2 separate regions of the Mus musculus genome follow, and region 2 is linked to region 1. The links are chromatin loops, found by intact Hi-C in ENCODE. Cell type or tissue: left cerebral cortex. All regions are shown on one strand. Each heading gives the region's core, and the rest is flanking DNA. Links, peaks and the distances in the headings are about the cores only. Region 1 overlaps Cdk18 (cyclin-dependent kinase 18). Region 2 overlaps Klhdc8a (kelch domain containing 8A).

Region 1 (8,806 bases), core at 634-8,633:
AAATCTGAGGAGTTGATTCTCCCAAGGCAACAGTGACAGAGCATCTTGTATCAGAGCATCTTGTGTCTTGAGCTGGGGAAACAACAAACCATTCACTGCCCTGGGTGCCCTGTCACACCCAAGACCCCACTATGTTCAATGCCCTAATTGTCCCCAGCAGAGAGAAGTAGGCACTCTCTGCTCTGGTCACCATTCCTGCTGCCTGTGTTCATGTCACCATCAGGAAGTCTATCCTTACATCTAACCTCCATTCCTCATGCTGTAGTGACAGCCATTTCCTCTTGGCCGCTTCTCCAGCAGAGAGAACAGCTGGTTGCTATTGCTGTGCAGTAGCCCTGCTCTCTGCTCAGGTCAAGCCTTAAGCCTAAGAGCCTGGGTCCCGTTCTGCATTTCCAGCTTTTCCTCTTTGTTCCATCCCCCACTCCGTCCTAGGCCAGCTATTGGCTCTTTGCTCCTAACTGAACCCTAGAGCAGATGGGATTTTGGCTTGGTCCTTGTCTTGAAGAAGTCATCCACCCGGAACAAAAGCCTGGGTGTAAATCATGGCAGCTACTGGGAGATCCCTGAGCCAGAAATCCATCACACAATCCCATAAGCCCACACTATAGGATGACTGTAGGGAGAACTTTTTAAAGACGGCTCTGGTTGTAGAGCTGAAGCCATGAGCAGCCAAGGGCATGTGTCTCCTGCCTCCACTAGAATGGCCTTAGCCATGTGCCCCATGTCCCTTCAGCTATGGTCACACACACACACACACACACACACACACACACACACACACACACACAGTTCCCTTTGGCTTACTCCTAGAGTATAAATATGTTCTCCAGTCAGAGCAGGTCCTCTTTTATGGGACTCCTGCCACAGTATCTGTCTCCTTCTTGTATCCTCTGCAGGTCTGGGGGTTCCCCTCCTAACCCAGATGACAGTTTGGAAGAATGAGCTGACAGTTAGCCCTCACCTGAACCCCAGATCCTGCCAACCATGTCTCTACATGCCGGCTATTGGAGACACTGTCTTAAAAATATATCTTCTGCCTGTCTTGGAGGGATAAGCCTGTAATCGTAGCCCTGGAGAGATTGAGGCAGGAAGACTGGAAATTCAAAGCTAGCCAGGGCTACATCAAAATACCCATTGCCAAAGGAGAACGGGCTGGCACCATGGATCTGTGGCCGAGGGTGTCTGCTGTGCTTCCAGAGGACCTGAGTCCCCTGCCTAGAGTCCATACCAGACATCTCACTGATGCCTGTAACTCCAGTTCCAGAGGATCCACCTCCCCTTTCTGGCCCCCAGGGGTACCTGCATGCATGTGACATATATATATATATATACACATACACACACACACACACACAGGTATACTTACAAACACATATACATATATTTTTTAAAAATCTTAATAGTGAGGAGAAGGTGGCATTTTCCTCGCAAGGCCCTAGGTTCAGTCCCAAGCGTTAATCCCAGGCCCCAGTTCCAGAAGCTGGTGGTTTGGATTTTTTTTTCTGATGTTTCTGGTCATTCTGCCATTCAGCACACCTGGACAACAATGGACATGTACCCAGAGTGATCGCTGTCCTCCGGTCTTGCTGGGAATGAGAGTTACCAGGCAGGGTGTGACAAGTCTTCTTGTCACTGAGCCCATCTGTCTTCGTTGCCTCCTTAGAGCCTCTATGGGTCCTTTCAGCTAGATGCCACAGATAGGGCAGATAGCAATGTGGCTGTCTTCTGGGAGCTTTCTCCCAGAGTTCTGCAGAGAGCAGGCTGAGGCTGTTAGAAGAAATGAAAAGAGTAGGAACCCAGGTAGGCAAGACAAGGAAGTTGGGGAGAGCCCGCAGCAGAGTGCCATCGTTAACCGGAGTTCCTTGGGAACAGGGGTCTTGGTTAGTTACTGTAACCTCGTGTCTGGCACCGTGCTGTAATCAGGAGATGCTCCATCAGCCGTGTGCTGAACTGACTTGGACTGCAGGCTGCTCAGCAGAGGAGGGCTCAGCTGGCAGGGCAGATCAGAGCCTTCTGCTTGGAAAGGCCCAGGCCTGGGTCAGGAGAGCCTGAGGGCCCAGCTCAGTGGTGGTAGGGGCAGCCTGGAGCGTGGAGTGCCAGGGAGCGGACCTTTTCAAAGCTCATAGAGGATGGAGGATATGATCGTTAGGCAAAGCAAACATGTTACTGACCCATAATCCTTTAAACCAGGAGGATTCAGGAGGGGCCTGGTTGCCTTGGCAACTGGGTGCTAGCCAGCCGCAGGCCTGAGCATCCTCCAGAAGTGGCTTATAAGTAGGCCCAGGGAGGAGTGCAGGTGGCCCCTCCTAAACAGCCTTCCTAGTGCCTTCCTGGCTAGGATGGGGAGGTCAAAGGGTTATGTAGCCTCTGGTTTCTGAAGCCCCACTGTAGGTGAAGGCTTTGTGGGGCCCAGCAGGATGGAGATATGGTTGTGAGAGAGCCTATGAAGCAGGTGGAGGGATGAGCCTATAGGAAAAGCACGGTGGTTCATGCCTTTAATCCCAGCATTCAGGAGGCTGAGGCAAGTGGATCTCTCTAAGTTCTAAGCCAGCCTGGTCTAAATAATGAGTTCCAAACCAGGCAGAGATACGCAGTGAGACAATCTCAGAATAGAGCTAGAGGAGAAGGAGTGGAGGGAGGGACGGAGGGAGAGAAAGAGGAGAGAGAGAGAGAGAGAGAGAGAGAGAGAGAGAGAGAGAGAGAAGAACAAAGGGTCTACCTGTGGAAAACAGCATGCAGAGGGCCATAGAACAGGGCACCTTCTGCCCCACTGTGTCCTCAGCCCAGGGAATCCAGGCCTGCTCAAAGGACTGAAGCAACAGAGGGCCCAGCAGCGCAGGTTTCCCCTTTCCTGGGCTGGCTGAGTTTCCCACGCTGTCCCTGACTTGCACATTGCATCTGGAGCAGAGGTAGAGCTGGGCCATGCATTTACTGTCCTTTGATCTTCTTCCTAAGGATCCAGGATGAGCCAGAGAGGGGATGTGTTCTGGTATCAGTAAAAGGGATCATGGAGTTTGCAACCTGCTGACAGGTGGCCAGCAGCCACCAGCCAGTTAGGCTCCTTCAGAAAGAGCAGAGATGGCCCGAGGGCCATGCAGTTCAGATAACCTGCCCCAGAGATGTCTAGACCTCCTGCCCCTGGAGGTTGAATGTCTGAAGTGGCCCCTTGCAAACCTGTAGCTATAGCCATTGATGCTGTGATGCAGGGGAGGGAATGTTCATAGTCAGAAGATAGCCGAGACTCACTGGAGAAAGGAACAGGGTTAGAGCCTGCAATCACGGAGCTGTGGCTCTGGTCTGAGTGACCTAAGCATGCCCCGTGCAGAGCCTGGCTCCCATGGGTCCAGACTGTCCACATTGCCCTCTTCTCTCCTCTCTGTCCCAGGACCCATCTTGGACCCCTGCTGATCATGAACAAGATGAAGAACTTCAAGCGAAGGCTTTCCCTGTCCGTGCCCCGCCCAGAGACCATTGAGGAGTCGTTGGCTGAGTTCACTGAGCAGTTCAACCAACTCCACACTCAGACGAATGAGGGTGAGGGTCAGGCCACCTAGCTCTTTTCCACCCAGGCTCCCTGTGACCCTGATGACTAGCTGACATTGGGAAGAAGGGGTGGGGGTGCTCTGGGCTGTTCACATACTCTGGGTGGGAGGTAGGGACTGACACTTGTCCCACTCAGACATGCCACTCAGTCTTGTGGGCTGTCATCAGGCGCTTTCTCCCCCACAGATGGCACAGATGAGCCTGAGCAGCTGTCTCCTGGCATGCAGTATCAACAACGGCAGAACCAGCGCCGATTCTCCATGGAGGTGAGGGTGCCCCTCCCGGGCTCCATGGGTCACACACGTCCACAGCAGTAAATTTAGCAGGGTGGTTGCTGTAGAGCCTGCCACTGGGGGGCTCAAACTGGTGCAGCTTATGGTGGGGGTTCAGTGAGAATATATGTCAAGTGCTAAAACATTCTTGGTTAGACAATTGACTGTTTTTATAGCCCACATACCCGTGCCAAGAATAGAAAAAAAAAAAAAAAACTGTGCTTACAAAATTACATTGTGATGGCATGAGATTTATTTATGTTCTACTGTGGCCCAGAGAGGGGAAGAAACCTTCTAAAGGTCACACAGTAATCCTTGCAGGTTCATAAATGTACGCCCCTCAGGTAACTGTGAGCCTGAGGCTTAGCCTTCCTTATATGGACAGATAGATCCAGAATGAGAGGCAAGGACCTTCTGGGGCCAACATGATGTTCCCATCCCATCTCTGCCACCTCAGGACCTCAACAAGAGGCTCTCTCTGCCCATGGACATCCGCCTACCCCAGGAATTCCTGCAGAAGCTACAGCTGGAGAACCCAGGGCTGCCCAAGCCTCTCACCCGCATGTCCCGCCGTGCCTCCCTGGTGAGTCTAAGGGTGTGAGACACCAGTATGGCCTTCTTTGTGCCAGCTGAAGCCTACAGTGGTTTCCAGAAAGATTCCTATGCCTCTGGCGCCACCTGCTGGCCCCCTGAGGGTTTTAATAAGCGGTCTCTCTAAGTCAATGCATGAAGCCAAGTAGCCCCCAAATCCCCTGGGAACCCCAGGGTCTCCCTAGTTAAGGCCACTAAATCAGTGCTGGGACTCATGTCTGTACTCCCAGGATTCCTTGGGAGGCTGTTGCAGGAGTGTTAAGAATTCAAGGCTTGAGCTGGAGAGATGGCTCAGCGGTTAGGGGCACTGACTGCACTTCTAGAGGTACTGAGTTCAAATCCCAGCAACCACATGGTGGCTCACAACCATCTGTTAAGAATTCAAGGTTTACCTGGGCTATGTAATTCCTGGCTAGCCTAGGGTACGCTGTAAGACAGCCTCAAACAAATAAAACAAACAAAACAAAACCAGGAGTATCTGGATAGGGTTCAGGTTGTGTTTCACTATGCAGAGATGTGGTTCAAGGTTCTCCCTGGCCTCACCATCATGGACATAAGCATGGTCACCCCCAAAATAGCCACTGTGTGCGTCCACAAGTTCACTGGTGGGAACAAGGTCTAGAGAGCAGCTAGACTTCCTTACCAGTGATCTTTGATGGAGAGAGATAGGCAGTCGATACTCTGTGTCCAGCGCCTTGAAGAAAATTGATGAGGGAAACATTTTCCTGACTAATGAGAAAAAACAAACAAACAAACTCACACCTCCCCAAAGGAGGGAAACCCCCCAGCTATGGTCATCTCTTCCTGCCAGAAGGCCACACAGTATATTATATAGCACATATATGTTATATAATGCTTGATAAAAATGAAAGACCTCCCAAATAAAACAAAACAACAAACAAAAAGCCAACCACAAAGAAACAAAAGACTCACCGACACCCCCACCTCACCCCCAGACTTTAGGTCCCAGCTGCCCGTTAGGAGCGTCTAGCTCTGGCAAGTGGGTCTCAGCTCTATCTTATTACGACGACGCGTCTTATCCTGAGCTAGACGAGATGAACTGATGACTAGGGAACTGGGCTCTGAAGTGGACCCCCACATAGTAGAGAGTGACAGAGGAGCTAGCAACCTGAGCAAGAGAGCCCGGCAGGCAGGCAGGTAGGCGGCGGGCGGACAGGCCGGGCAGCTCAGTGTACTCATATCCGACTCTCGGAAGAGGGGCCCCCATTTCCAGAGGATCTTCAGCATTCACAAGGATGAAGGGAGAGGAGAAAAAGGAGGGTTTGAAGCTGTCCTTGCTTGAGATGTTAGCCTTGGTTCCTCTCTGTACAATGGGGGTGTCTCACTTCCTTCACTTTGACTAGGAAGGTCTGCTGGGGCTTTGAATCTCACCGTCCCCTGTGTCTCCTTCCCAGTCAGATATCGGCTTTGGGAAACTGGAAACATATGTGAAACTGGACAAACTGGGGGAGGTAAGAGACCAACATTGCTCTCTCTGGCAGCAGGTAGGATGGTTTTGACTCTGTTCTGCCCCCCCCCCCCCCATGCCTCCTGGTTCATGGAGTCACACTACTTGCCCAAGCAGCCTGCCTAGCTTCCAGAGCTGGTGTTAGATGCCCTATGCCCTGCTCTTGAAGACAGAGGTCTCTGCACAGGATCTAGTCTTTCTCCCCCCTTTCAAATAGCTATGGTTTGGATTTGAATCCTATGTCTTCCACTTGCTTGCTCCATGACCTTAGCGTGTCCTGTGCTCGCTCTCTCTCTCTTCATGCCTCAGTTTCATTCTCTGTCAAAGGATGAAAATAACTACTGTTGGGGGTATGGAAGGGTACCAGGAGAAGCTTATGTACGGTTCTTAGTGCCTGGCACACAGCAAGGACACTGTTATTAAACTGCTTTGGTGTCCTGTGTCAGGGTTGGTGGCCTGGAGGGGGTATAGGTTTATGAGACAGAAAAGTGGCTACATCACCATAATCTAAGAGCAAGGCAGAGTTATGCTAAGAGAGAGGCCGCAACATGGGAACAGAGGGACAAACGCAGTCCGTTCCAGCCGGGGACTCGATAGGGACACTTTAAGAGAAAGCAGACTTTGGAGCAAACAGAATCTGAACAGAGGGCACCCAGCTTGCTTGAATCCTAGCCCAAGCTAGGATGTAAGAGGTGGGGCTGGGAGGGAGAGTGTGAGCAGGATGATCTGGGGCTGACCAGGGATTCCCCTGTCGCAGGGTACCTATGCCACCGTCTTCAAGGGACGCAGCAAGCTGACAGAGAACCTCGTGGCCCTGAAGGAGATCCGGCTGGAGCATGAGGAAGGGGCGCCCTGCACTGCTATTCGAGAGGGTACAATGTCCGGGTCTGCACCCCAGGCCTCTGGGACAAGGGGCTCAGCAGCCTGCACCTGGTGGGAGCCTGGGTGGAGGGCCATTGCTGGCCCCAGGAAGGGATAGTGGGAGGTACTGGTGGGCCTGGGGACCCAAGTGGTCCTGTCTCCCCAGTGTCTCTGCTGAAGGACCTGAAACACGCCAATATTGTGACCCTGCATGACCTCATTCACACAGATCGGTCCCTCACCCTGGTGTTTGAGTACCTGGTGAGCTGGACTGGGGCTCACCCCTGAGGGTGGGTGAAGTGGGGTGGGGAGGAGAGAGAGTGAGGGAGTGGGAGGGATGGGCTGAGGGAAGGACCCAAGCCTTTGTTTGCCAATTAAGTTCTCATGCGGAAGTGGGCCAAGGATTCAGGGCCAGGGTACTGTGCCACCAGCAGGCATGGGCCCAGACAGGACAGGGCTTCCTTTCAGCCTGAGCCTGGACCACCAGCCAGGCAGAGGACAGGCCTGAACCTGTCTGTCTGTTCCAGGACAGTGACCTGAAACAGTACCTAGACCACTGTGGGAACCTCATGAACATGCACAATGTCAAGGTGAGGGGCCTGCCTGCAGAGACCTTCCCATGACAGCCATCTGCCATAGAACCCAGTTTAGGACGCTTCCTTTGTCACCGACTGCTGAGGTCACTCGGGAGCCTCAAATGCAGGGAAGAGGAAAGGGTCAGTGTAGAGGCCATCTGAGCACCCCAGCCAAGAACACAGACTTACCATCCTCTTCTGTCTAGCTGTGGATACAGAGCCCTCTCTAACTGAATACCAAGCCTGAGTTTACCTGCCAGAGGGAAGAGAGGCTTCTGAGAAGCTGTGTGTGTGTGTGTGTGTGTGTGTGTGTGTGTGTGTGTGTGTGTGGCCAGTTCTGGTACCTAAAGACCAAGCACATACATCCCCACCTATGGGACCCTTACTCTGCTCTCCCACCTCACGTCTTAGGGACTGCTCCAGCCTCTTCTCACTCACGGCCTCCTCTCCATCCCTGAACTCTGCCCCCATATGCGATTCTCTGGTGTCTACAGGTCCTCGGGTGGCCTACAGGGTGGGCCTTCAGGGTGGGCGACAGAATTGGGGAGCCTTCCTAGAGACTTGTTCTGGTCCCCGTTCCTCTCCAGCCTGAGACAGAGGCGTAGGGTCTCCCACGTGGGACCTAGTCCCACTAAGCTGCTCATTCTTGCTCTCTCGGCCAGATATTCATGTTCCAGCTGCTCCGGGGTCTGGCCTACTGCCACCACCGCAAGATCCTGCACCGGGACCTGAAGCCCCAGAACCTACTCATCAATGAGAGGGGCGAGCTGAAGCTGGCCGACTTTGGTGAGGCTGATGCCAGGGTCAGGTTGGCAGGAGGGTCTGACCCCTGGGTTACACGGCCTCTTCAGTGTGCAGGAATGCTGGGGGATGTCTGAGTATAGGACCCTTTAGGACCCTTTAGCGGAGGTCTAGTAACATGTCTGTTCCTAGGCCTGGCCCGGGCCAAATCAGTGCCTACAAAGACCTATTCCAATGAGGTGGTGACCCTCTGGTACAGGCCCCCAGATGTGCTGCTGGGATCCACAGAGTACTCCACCCCCATTGACATGTGGTGAGTGAGCTGCAGACAGGAGTGAACCAGGCCATCCGTACCCTTAGGCTTCACGTCTCCCTGATGTGCTGCTGTTAGCAAATGAAGTCTGAAATATATCAGGTTCTCCAAGCTTATAGAGCCTCTAACGCTATAATTCTGAGGTGGTTCCCAGGGGGGTGGAGGTGGGAATTACCAGAGGGTAGATGGATGAGGCCTCCCCTGGAACATCTTGGAAGGGGACATACTATTTTATTGTTAAAATGTACGATTTGGTGTAAAATGAAAACCAACTCAACTTTAAAGTCAGCACAGGTGTCTGGCCGAGCCCAGGGCTCCTCGGAGACTGAGAGTATTGAATCTTTTCCTGCCTAGCAGTTAAGGGGACGCAGGCCTCACAAAGGGGGTCCGTAGTGGGGGTTGGTTTTACAAGCCTTTCAAGCCCCATTGGACCCCTCACATA
Region 2 (8,806 bases), core at 390-8,389, 190 kb before region 1:
TTAGGCAGGTGTTAAACGCTACAGGATTCCTCTAGTGGGCCCCCCAGATCCCGAGTGCTTTCCATGGGCTCCCTGAGTGGTTCCACCGCAGTAAGTCACCCGGGACCGTTGACGCCTGAGACTGTGTCAGTAAAAATAACTCCTGTCTCTCTAGCTGTCAACACTCCAGTGCACAGAACCTTAATGCCTCTTCACTGAGCCTTGGGTTAGGTGTTGGGTGCATTGGTAGTTGATGCAAATGAGGCAGGAAGCACAACAAGGCTGAGTGGGAGTCAGAGACAGGGCTGGGTGATGTGACTGAGCCTCCTTAAGCCTAATTGCCCTAGTGAAACCCTGAACTTGGAAGTGGCTTTATAGAGAGTTCTAGGCTCCCCAGCAGGTGGGGCTTATCGCAAGGGACACTGCAGCTCAGGGCCCAGTAGCTTCACTTCATATAAATGAGAGAATATGTTCTTCCTGTCAGTTCTGCCTCCATTCCCAGGAGTGACTAGGAAATATATAGAAGGGATATGTGCCTGGATTTGAGGGGCGATGTCTAGTCCCCCCTCTCTGCCTTGTGCCCAGTTGGCTCCTGCTGCCAACACAAGTCCTTGGGCTTCCAAGCTGATCCTGGAATGTTAACCCCAAGCAAAGCACATTCTTTAGCCGGGTCAGCAGCTCCTGGCCCTGGGTAAAGGAAGGTGGGAGCCAGCATTCCTCCGTCGTGGCCCTGAATAACACCGGTACAGTCTGGTATTCGGGGGTGGCTATTGCAAGCTGGATTAAGGAGCCATCATCACCAGAGATCATAAACTGCTGACCTAGAAGTCCTATGAGAGCCTACGCTGTGGGAGCAAGTCCATAAGCAAGGGGATTTGAAGTTCTGCTTAGTTTCTGACCTGGTTCTGTGTCTGTCTTCTGTAGGGAAGAACTGAAGCAAGAAAGCAGGCAGGGGGGCTGGTGAGACACCCGACTGCTCTTCTAAAGGTCCTGAGTTCAAGTCCCAGCAACCACATAGTGGCTCACAACCATCTGTAGTAGGACCTGATGACCTCTTCTGGAGTGTCTGAAGACAGTTGCAGTGTACTTACATATAATAAATAAATAAATCTTTAGAGAGAAAGAAAGAAAGAAAGAAAGAAAGAAAGAAAGAAAGAAAGAAAGGAAGGAAGGAAGGAAGGAAGAAAGAAAGAAAGAAAGAAAGAAAGAAAGAAAGAAAGAAAGAAAAAAGGAAGGGAGAGAGAGAGAAAGAAAGGAAGGAAGGAAGGAAGGAAGGAAGGAAGAAAGAAAGAAAGAAAGAAAGAAAGAAAGAAAGAAAGAAAGAAAGGAAGGAAGGAAGGAAGAAAGAAAGAAAGAAAGAAAGAAAGAAAGAAAGAAAGAAAGAAAGAAAGAGAGAGAGAAAAAAGGAAGGAAGGGAGAGAGAGAAAGAAAGAAAGAAAGAAAGAAAGAAAGAAAGAAAGAAAGAAAGAAAGAAAGAGGGCAGGGTACAGTTTCCTCTCACAGTCAGTGCTTTCTCTGAGCTTCTGAATTTCTGACTTTAATTGCTCTGTGCTATACCTATAGTTCCCACCTGACAGGCTCTCTGGGATGTCCTGGGACACATGGGTTAGTGACAGCATCACAACCTGAAGAGACCTCAGAAAACTGTGGCTAGAGGACTAGAAAAGGAGTGGCTTACATTTGCCACGCACAGAGGGGTGTTCAGGGTGGACGGGACAGGCAGATGGGGAGGGGCTGAGGAGAGAGGGAGTCTGGAGTGCTGAGTGGGAAGGGGCAGGCTGGAAGGATAGCCTTTATGGGGAGCTGAGGCTGGGGCTTTTATGAGGGCTGGGAGGCTGAAGGGAAGGTTGAGTTACTGAGCCTTCAGTCAGATTTATAGCCAAGATCTCCAGAAGGGTGGGGGGAATGCAGTGAAAGTCTGGGCAGAGAGGGTACTAAATATTTCGTGTGGTGATGGGGGTGCAAAGGAAGCCAGTCACTGTGTGAGGGAGAGGGTCTGCCTAGGGTGGAGCCTGCTTCACTAAGGCTCTAGAAGCTCCTGTCCCAGGTCCAACAGGAACAACCTAGAAAGGAAGGCCCCAGTCATCCCCCTTCTTCAAGTCGGGGCTGTGGAGCAGGGGATTCTGGGAACGAGAGTTATATGTCATTGTTTTCTTACATTTGTTTACTTTTGAGATGGAGAAAAGGACCAAATGCTTATTTCCTGTTGAGCAGTAGGCACAATGATTCCAAGTCTTTATCTTGTCCAGGTGAGCGAGCAGGGTGGACCACCCCAAAACGGTGGCCACCTAATCCAAGGTTAACCAGAAGAAAAGCTTCACGAACCCAGGGAGCCCCCACAAACTCCAAGGCCACTGGCGGCCAGCCTGGAGTCCAACCTGGCTGTTCCTTATGGCATAGGCAAACAAGAAGGCAAATTTTAACTCTCCACAGCCTTCAGACCCTGCATGCACCAAATGTCCAGACACTTCTCTGTCTCTATCCATCCTCCCGAAGACCCTCTGAGTCATCTGTGAGTTATTTCCTCTTGGAAGGATGGAGGTAGTGTGCGCGCGCGTGAATACACACACACACACACACACACACACACACACACACACACACACACAAGCTGTCTATGCAAGAGAAGAGGTCTTGTCAAATTGGGGTTAGGGTGGGGCTTAGGCACTGGGTCCTTCTTGGCTCATCCCCAGGGAAAGCCATCTGAAAGGACAATCTGCTGTTCACTTATCCGTACTCTGCTGCAGCCTGTGCTGGCACTGTGCAGGGTATCAGCCAGGTACTAGGCAGAGAGGGCAAATGAGGAAGGTCGGGTAGTCCCTCCATGGTGGAGCTCGGCAGCTTTCTCAGGAGTCAGAGTACAGAATACCTTTAGGCCTGATTCCTCACTGGTAACACAGAAGGATCTCAGCCCAAGTGTGTTTCTAAAAGTTCCTCTAGCCCCAGTGGCAAACTGTGGTATGGAATCATTAGGGGGAGAAGTGATGATACAGAGGGGACAGGGCAGGGCAGGGCAACAGATGACCCTGACTTGGCAAGAAGCACAGAACGCTGTAGCCGTCCATCCTTCAAATGATAAAGATTCTGGGTGTGGAGACATGGCCAAATGGTTGAATTGAAAGGATTCTGAGCTAGGCGTGGTGGCCGGCCTATGCCTTTAATCCCAATGCTTAGAAAGCAGAAGCAAGTAGATCTCTATGGGTTCAAAGCTAGCCTGGTCTACATAGCAAGTTCCAGGCTAGTGGAGGTGGGGGCTACACAGTAAGACCATGTCTCAAACAAAAACAAACAAACAAACAAAAAACCGGGGGGATGGGGTGGGGATGGGAGGTAATTTTAAGTCTGGCCACAGCGGACAATTGAGAGCAAGTGTACATGAGTTACATGAGTGTGAAATCAAAGCTATGGGCATGACAGATGTCCATAAGGGGGCGTGTATGATGTGTTTGTAAAGATGTGCTTGAGTGTGGGTGGCCATTTGCATGAAAAGTGTGCACAGGGAGGCATGTCTGAATGAGAGGGTGGATGGTGAGTACGCGTGTAAGGGGAGCAGGGTGCAAGTGTGAGCGAGAAAGGAGAGTAGAGTACAGGCAGTGTAGATGTTGGGGAGGGGGGTTCTGGGGGCAGTGCCAGGAACTGGCTTAAGGCAGTCAAGGCACATAGACTGCATGTCTGCAGTGTTCACTCTCAAGAGTCTGTAGGAGCTGGATTATAAGCATTTTGTTCCATAGAACACACGAGGGCCCTGGGGCTTCTGAAAGGCAGGTACACAGCTGCCCATGCAGCCCAAGTAGCTTTAGCGTTTGAGAAACAAGTCATTGAAACAAAGAGGATCATAGCACAAGAGGAGCACAACTTTTCTCGGCATCAGTGTAGGGCACTCAGGGAATCCAGCTCTGGCCGCCGGCTGGCTCTCCCCCCTTCCCTGGGGACCGTGCCTCCTTCCACTGGCACTGTGATGGGGAAGGAATAAGGCCGGAGACCCACCACCAGAACATGGTCCAAGCTTTCCACTCTAAGCCTCAGCTCCCCTCAGGGTCAGCTCAGACCTTGCCTTGCCTTGGGCTCTTCCAGTCAGTGCAGGAAAAGTGTTGCTCTTGCGCTTTTCTCGGGAGGCCCGGCTCTAACCATGGGCTTGATGCAGGAGTTCAGGAGTCAGAAAATTCTTGTTTTCCCTGCCCTGCTCATTGAACTTGGTGTGATGGTGACCTTCATTTGCTCTTAATTTCCTGCATGCATGAAGTCTAGACTCTTCCACAAGGCATGTAGAGATTTTGTTGTGGATCTGCTGGCCTGCATTACAGTCTCATGTCCCCAGAAATGCCTCTGCATTCTTCCACATGCTCTCCCCAATATTTAAATCCTTTCAGTAGTCCTGATTTTGAGGGGATGGGGTGAGTCGGGGTCTCTCCATGTAGCTCTGACTGTCCTGGAATTTACTATGTACACCAGGCTGGCCTCAAACTTACAGAGATCCCCCTGCCTCTGAGTGTTGGAACTAAAAGTAAGCATCGTGTCCAGTTTCTGACTCTGGAAGTCTGAGTCTCATTATGTTGCCCAGCTGGGCATCAACCCCCTCCTGTGCTCAGCGCTGACCAGGGTACTGAAGCAGGTACTGTACCACCTTGTGAGACAGACTGGGAACTCAGGAGGGTAAGGGACCTTCTGAAGGGTGTGGTGAGGGGAGGCCTGTGGCAACTGGATGTGTGAGGCCTGAGGCAGGTCGTTGGCTGTGCTCCCTCTGAGATGTGAGGCATATAGAACCACACGTTTTAACACAGACATCAAGGGCTTCCCTCACCCCTCACTGAGGTATCCCTAGTCTTCCCACAATGGACCTTGGGCAGGGGTGACCCTAACAGATACCAGCTCCAGCTTTAAATTGCTCTGATAAGGTCAATATCTAATTCAACCTCATAGAACCTGCTGGGCCTCTAAGGTTCCAACTATCTTAAAAGGATCCAATTCTATCCTCAGATGTGGTATGGCTTGGCTCCTCTTGGGTTGGGAATGATATGGGCAGGACAGAAGTAGAGGTTGGAAAGGGAGAGGGAGCTTGCTCTGAGAAGCCACCTGTCCTCTGTAGCTCCCCGACTCTTTTTTTTCTAATGGTTAGTTCAGGGGTACTTAACGGTATTGGATCCATAAGCAATGGAGGTTTCTTTTGTGGTCTGTTCATTAGAGGCCACAATCTTCCGCTTCACCTCAGTGAGGAAAAAACTGCTAGGCCAGCAGGTGGCAGTGTCCTCCTGGCACCCAAAGATAAAGCCAACAACCCACCTCCCTTCATGATCCAGGTTTCACTAGGTCCTTGAAGATCCAGCGGGGAGTATGACCCCTACCACCACCAGAAAGAAGGGCCTCTGACCCCTGAAACCCTGATAGGCTATCCTCCAGCTCTGGCTCCTTGGGAGGCAATTAATCACCTGAGCCCTGCCTCTTCCACAGCCTGGGGGTCAGGGGTGGGGGCTGGGGAGTCATTATTCTTGGTGTCCTCAGGGCTAACTCAGAGCTAGTTCAGTTTGCTTTCTGTGCTGAGGATGGGACTCAGGTCCCTGAGCATGCTGGGTAAGTGCTCTTCCCCAAGCTAGATCCTAATCCAATATGAATGACTGGGAAGTAGCACAAAGAGCTGCTGTGTAGGCCAAAGGGAAGGCACATCCATCCATCCTTCTGACCCCCTTATGGCCACCCAATTGCTTTTAAGTCAATTAACAGGTCTTTCATCTTTTGCCTAAAATGAGCTTCAGCAGAATTGATCAAGGTTAGACATGGGTATAACCTAGAAAAGATTGAATGGTCACAACCTTGGCCAAACATATGTGTGCGTACCAAGAGAAGGAAAAACTGGTTGGTTTTCTCTTTGAGCTCTTTGAGAGTGGGACAGCTGTGGCCTAGGGAAGGTAGCACTCTTCAAGAGCAGGTGGCCAATGGGTCCCTCTTTCTCGGGAGAACACGGTGGGAGATGATCTCATGGGGTTTTCTATCTACAAACCAGGACCCTCCTGCCTTGTCTCCAGGGTCCAAAGAAGACAGGGATAAAGATGCCAATTGTTGTGCTGCTGTTATTAACCGGAGTGCAATTAATCCACCCTTTGTGGATTTGGAAGCCACAGTGTATGTAAATGAGACAGTTTCACGCAGAAACACTCTGAGAGCTGTTGGGACACAGAGTGGCCAGGCCTCAGGTCAGGAGAAGGTGGCAGAAGGCAGAATACAGAAGATATTGACACTCCATCATCACATGCCCAACTGGGACCTGAGAGGAAGAGTCTCTTCTGCCAAAGCTGTTGGCCTGGTGTGTGAGCCCCCAGCTTCCTTCCTACACAACTGCCCTAGCTTCAAGTGCAATTCCTGATAGGTAGGTGAGATCTGGGGCAGGTCTACAGTTGACTTCTATATGGGGAATGGATGTCAACCAAAGAGAAACAAGGGATTGGGGGTGCCCTGTTCTTCATTAGTTTATCTCTCACGACACTCAAACTACCTCAGAGATGGGGAAGGACAACAAGGATCTCCCTCTGGGTGGCAATGCCCTCCACCTCACGAGGTAGACGAGAGGAGGGAACTTTGCCCTGCTGTGTCTGAGCACTGAGTGAAGCTTCTCCCCAGTCCACAGCCCAGCACTGACTGACTGGCGGAGTCAGCTCTGCTTTCTGAGAGTGCAGGGTTAGAGAGAGGTCACTGAGAGCCCCAGGGCTTGACCTCTCTGTCTCTTCACAGGAGTAGGAGCCTGAGGAAGTAGTCCAAACTGCTTTGATGAGACCATTCCTCATGTCAGGATTGGAGTGATGCTGACCAGGCAAAGGTGCTGCTCCGGCCAGCTAGGAGTCAGAGACAAACAGTGCCTCTACCGCATCGCTCAGTCCCTGGCTGACACCCCCCACAGCCAGGAGGCAGTTCTTGAAGACAATGCTGGAGCAGGCACAGCGGGGCGTGGGCATGGGGGGGAGTGCCTCCCACTTGTTCTTCTCAGGGTGGAATGCTTCTGCTGTCTCCAGGACAGTGGGCTGGTTTCCTGAAAGCAACAGGGGAATCAGACCTTAGACCAAGGAGCCCAGCCACCAAGCCATGTCCCACAGTGACCATCTCCCAACCCAGAAGCAAAAACTTTGTCCCTTGTCCCTTCTTTTCCTTTTCATCTTAAAAATAGAATTGTTTTTTCCTGTCTTAGATATCAGAAGTTTTTAGAATACTTACTCCTGATTTTACACACACACACACAGCTTCCCTCATAATCTAGCCCATATAGTTGTTCATGAATGAGTATGTCTACACTGAGTAAACTCTGGTTGTTCACACACACACACACACACTGCCTTTATCACTGTGTCCTAAAGACTTCAGTGTGCCTCTAAGTCCCAGACTTTCCTTCAAAATAGCGGCAGCCTTTGAGAGGGCTCAAACCCAGAATTAGGAGCATCTATTTGATCACATGCTTTGCTATCCTAAAAGAGCTGGATGTCCACAATGGCGTTAGGTCAAGGAAAGATGAAGACTTTCCCTTTGTCTCTATCTATCCCCAGAAAGGGACTCAGGGACCTGGGTGCAGCCCAGGAGCTCATGTGTCCCTTATGATTTATAGCTCTCCATCTTCCTATTTCCAAATTGAAAGAACATATATGGGGCCCATGGAAAGGTCAAGTCCAGACCACACTGAATTCTTTGGAGTAACTCAGTGGGAGGTACGCATGGAGTCAGTACCATCCGTTGCTCCAGTGCAGTGCCAAGGACCTCCCAAGTCCCAGGGCCACAACACAGCACAGTGGAGATGCTCCATCCTTACCAAGGCCCCCAGCCACTATGACCCTTCCACTCAGACCACCAGCCACAAAGTCTGCCCGGCGTTTCTTGAGGAAGAATGAGCGTTCCATCTTCAGCCATCCCCCTGCAAGCCGCGCATAATGACAGGACAGAGAAAGAGGATTAGGCGCTAATGTTCTCTAACAAATACAGATGAATCCCATGTGGCTCTCACCCTGGTGGCCGCGCCCCTTCCATTCACCCTGGCATCCAGGGTGCAGGGAGCATGCCCTGTTGATTGAAATGACACCCTCTACCACTTGGGTCTTCTCGGGTGCTTGTCCCAGTCTAAAATACAGACTTCCCGTGAGCCCCCTGTTCTATTTAGATTTCCCACAGGAATCTGATTAAAGACAATGAGAGGAGTAATCAAGATTCCTGATTCTCCATCAGCAAAGGAAGAGGCCCTCCCTAAGCTGGTCCTGCACAAATACTGGGGATGGAGAGGAAAGGCCATAGTGAAAACAGACAAGCAGGCCAAAGGAGCCTTGAAAAGAATCTGACTCCAAGCATAGCCGTAAGTTAGGAAGGATGCTCAGACTTCAGAGAAGGCTGCCTGGATATGTAAGCAGCCAGCCCCAGGGAGACTGTCCTGATGGGGAAAGTGGGGACCAGTCAGAAGAGAGCAAGGAGCCAAGGGAATGGGGACCCAGCTCACCCTGTTCCATGTCGAACACATCCATTGTCCGGAGGAACTTGGGCTGCCGGTACAGACGGCCCTGGCGCAGGCCTCCTAGGCTGTATAAGTGGTTGTCCAGGGTCACAAAGCTGGAGAAAGCCCGTTTACAGGGAATGTTGGGGAACTTGGTCCAGGACCGAGACTCTATATCAAAGACCTCGAAGGCATTGACTGCATACTTAGATTGTCGTCCCCCTGGAGGTGGGGAGGTGGGGCAGGGTAGAGAGTAGAGGGTGAATTAAAAAAAAAAAAAAAAAAAGCAGTTCCTGAGAACAGAGAGGACTGGGCTTGCTCTTCTGTTATTCAGTCCTTTGAAAGACTCCTCAAGGCTAGGGCAATGTGATT

Evidence for each region. Hi-C counts contacts between places; a loop is a spot of excess contacts. Peaks named below come from ENCODE experiments on the same cell type or tissue, not always from the same donor. Only the 100,000 strongest peaks of a DNase experiment are listed, where the experiment ranks them.
Region 2: a loop joins it to region 1, with 6 times the contacts of the local background. A loop is called at or near these places in 8 of 42 quality-filtered maps.

The regions. Positions count from the first base shown.
Region 1 is chr1:132,117,040-132,125,845 of GRCm38, reverse strand. It overlaps Cdk18 (cyclin-dependent kinase 18), which reads left to right. Exons shown (of 16, transcript NM_008795.2): 2 at 3,386-3,534; 3 at 3,730-3,809; 4 at 4,273-4,398; 5 at 5,822-5,878; 6 at 6,632-6,746; 7 at 6,902-6,996; 8 at 7,263-7,325; 9 at 7,973-8,096; 10 at 8,244-8,364. The coding sequence starts at 3,411. Among named protein-coding and RNA genes, the nearest start is that of Cdk18, 18 kb to the left of the region's middle. In left cerebral cortex, for the core only: a CTCF peak has its summit at 4,492 (motif pointing left); DNase peaks (open chromatin) are centred at 2,202, 3,758 and 4,461; H3K27ac peaks cover 802 bases.
Region 2 is chr1:132,302,790-132,311,595 of GRCm38, reverse strand. Klhdc8a (kelch domain containing 8A) reads right to left here. Exons shown (of 5, transcript NM_144810.5): 3 at 8,441-8,656; 4 at 7,766-7,867; 5 at 4,239-6,997. The coding sequence ends at 6,804. Among named protein-coding and RNA genes, the nearest start is that of Klhdc8a, 8.6 kb to the right of the region's middle. In left cerebral cortex, for the core only: a CTCF peak has its summit at 5,214 (motif pointing right); DNase peaks (open chromatin) are centred at 3,440 and 5,212.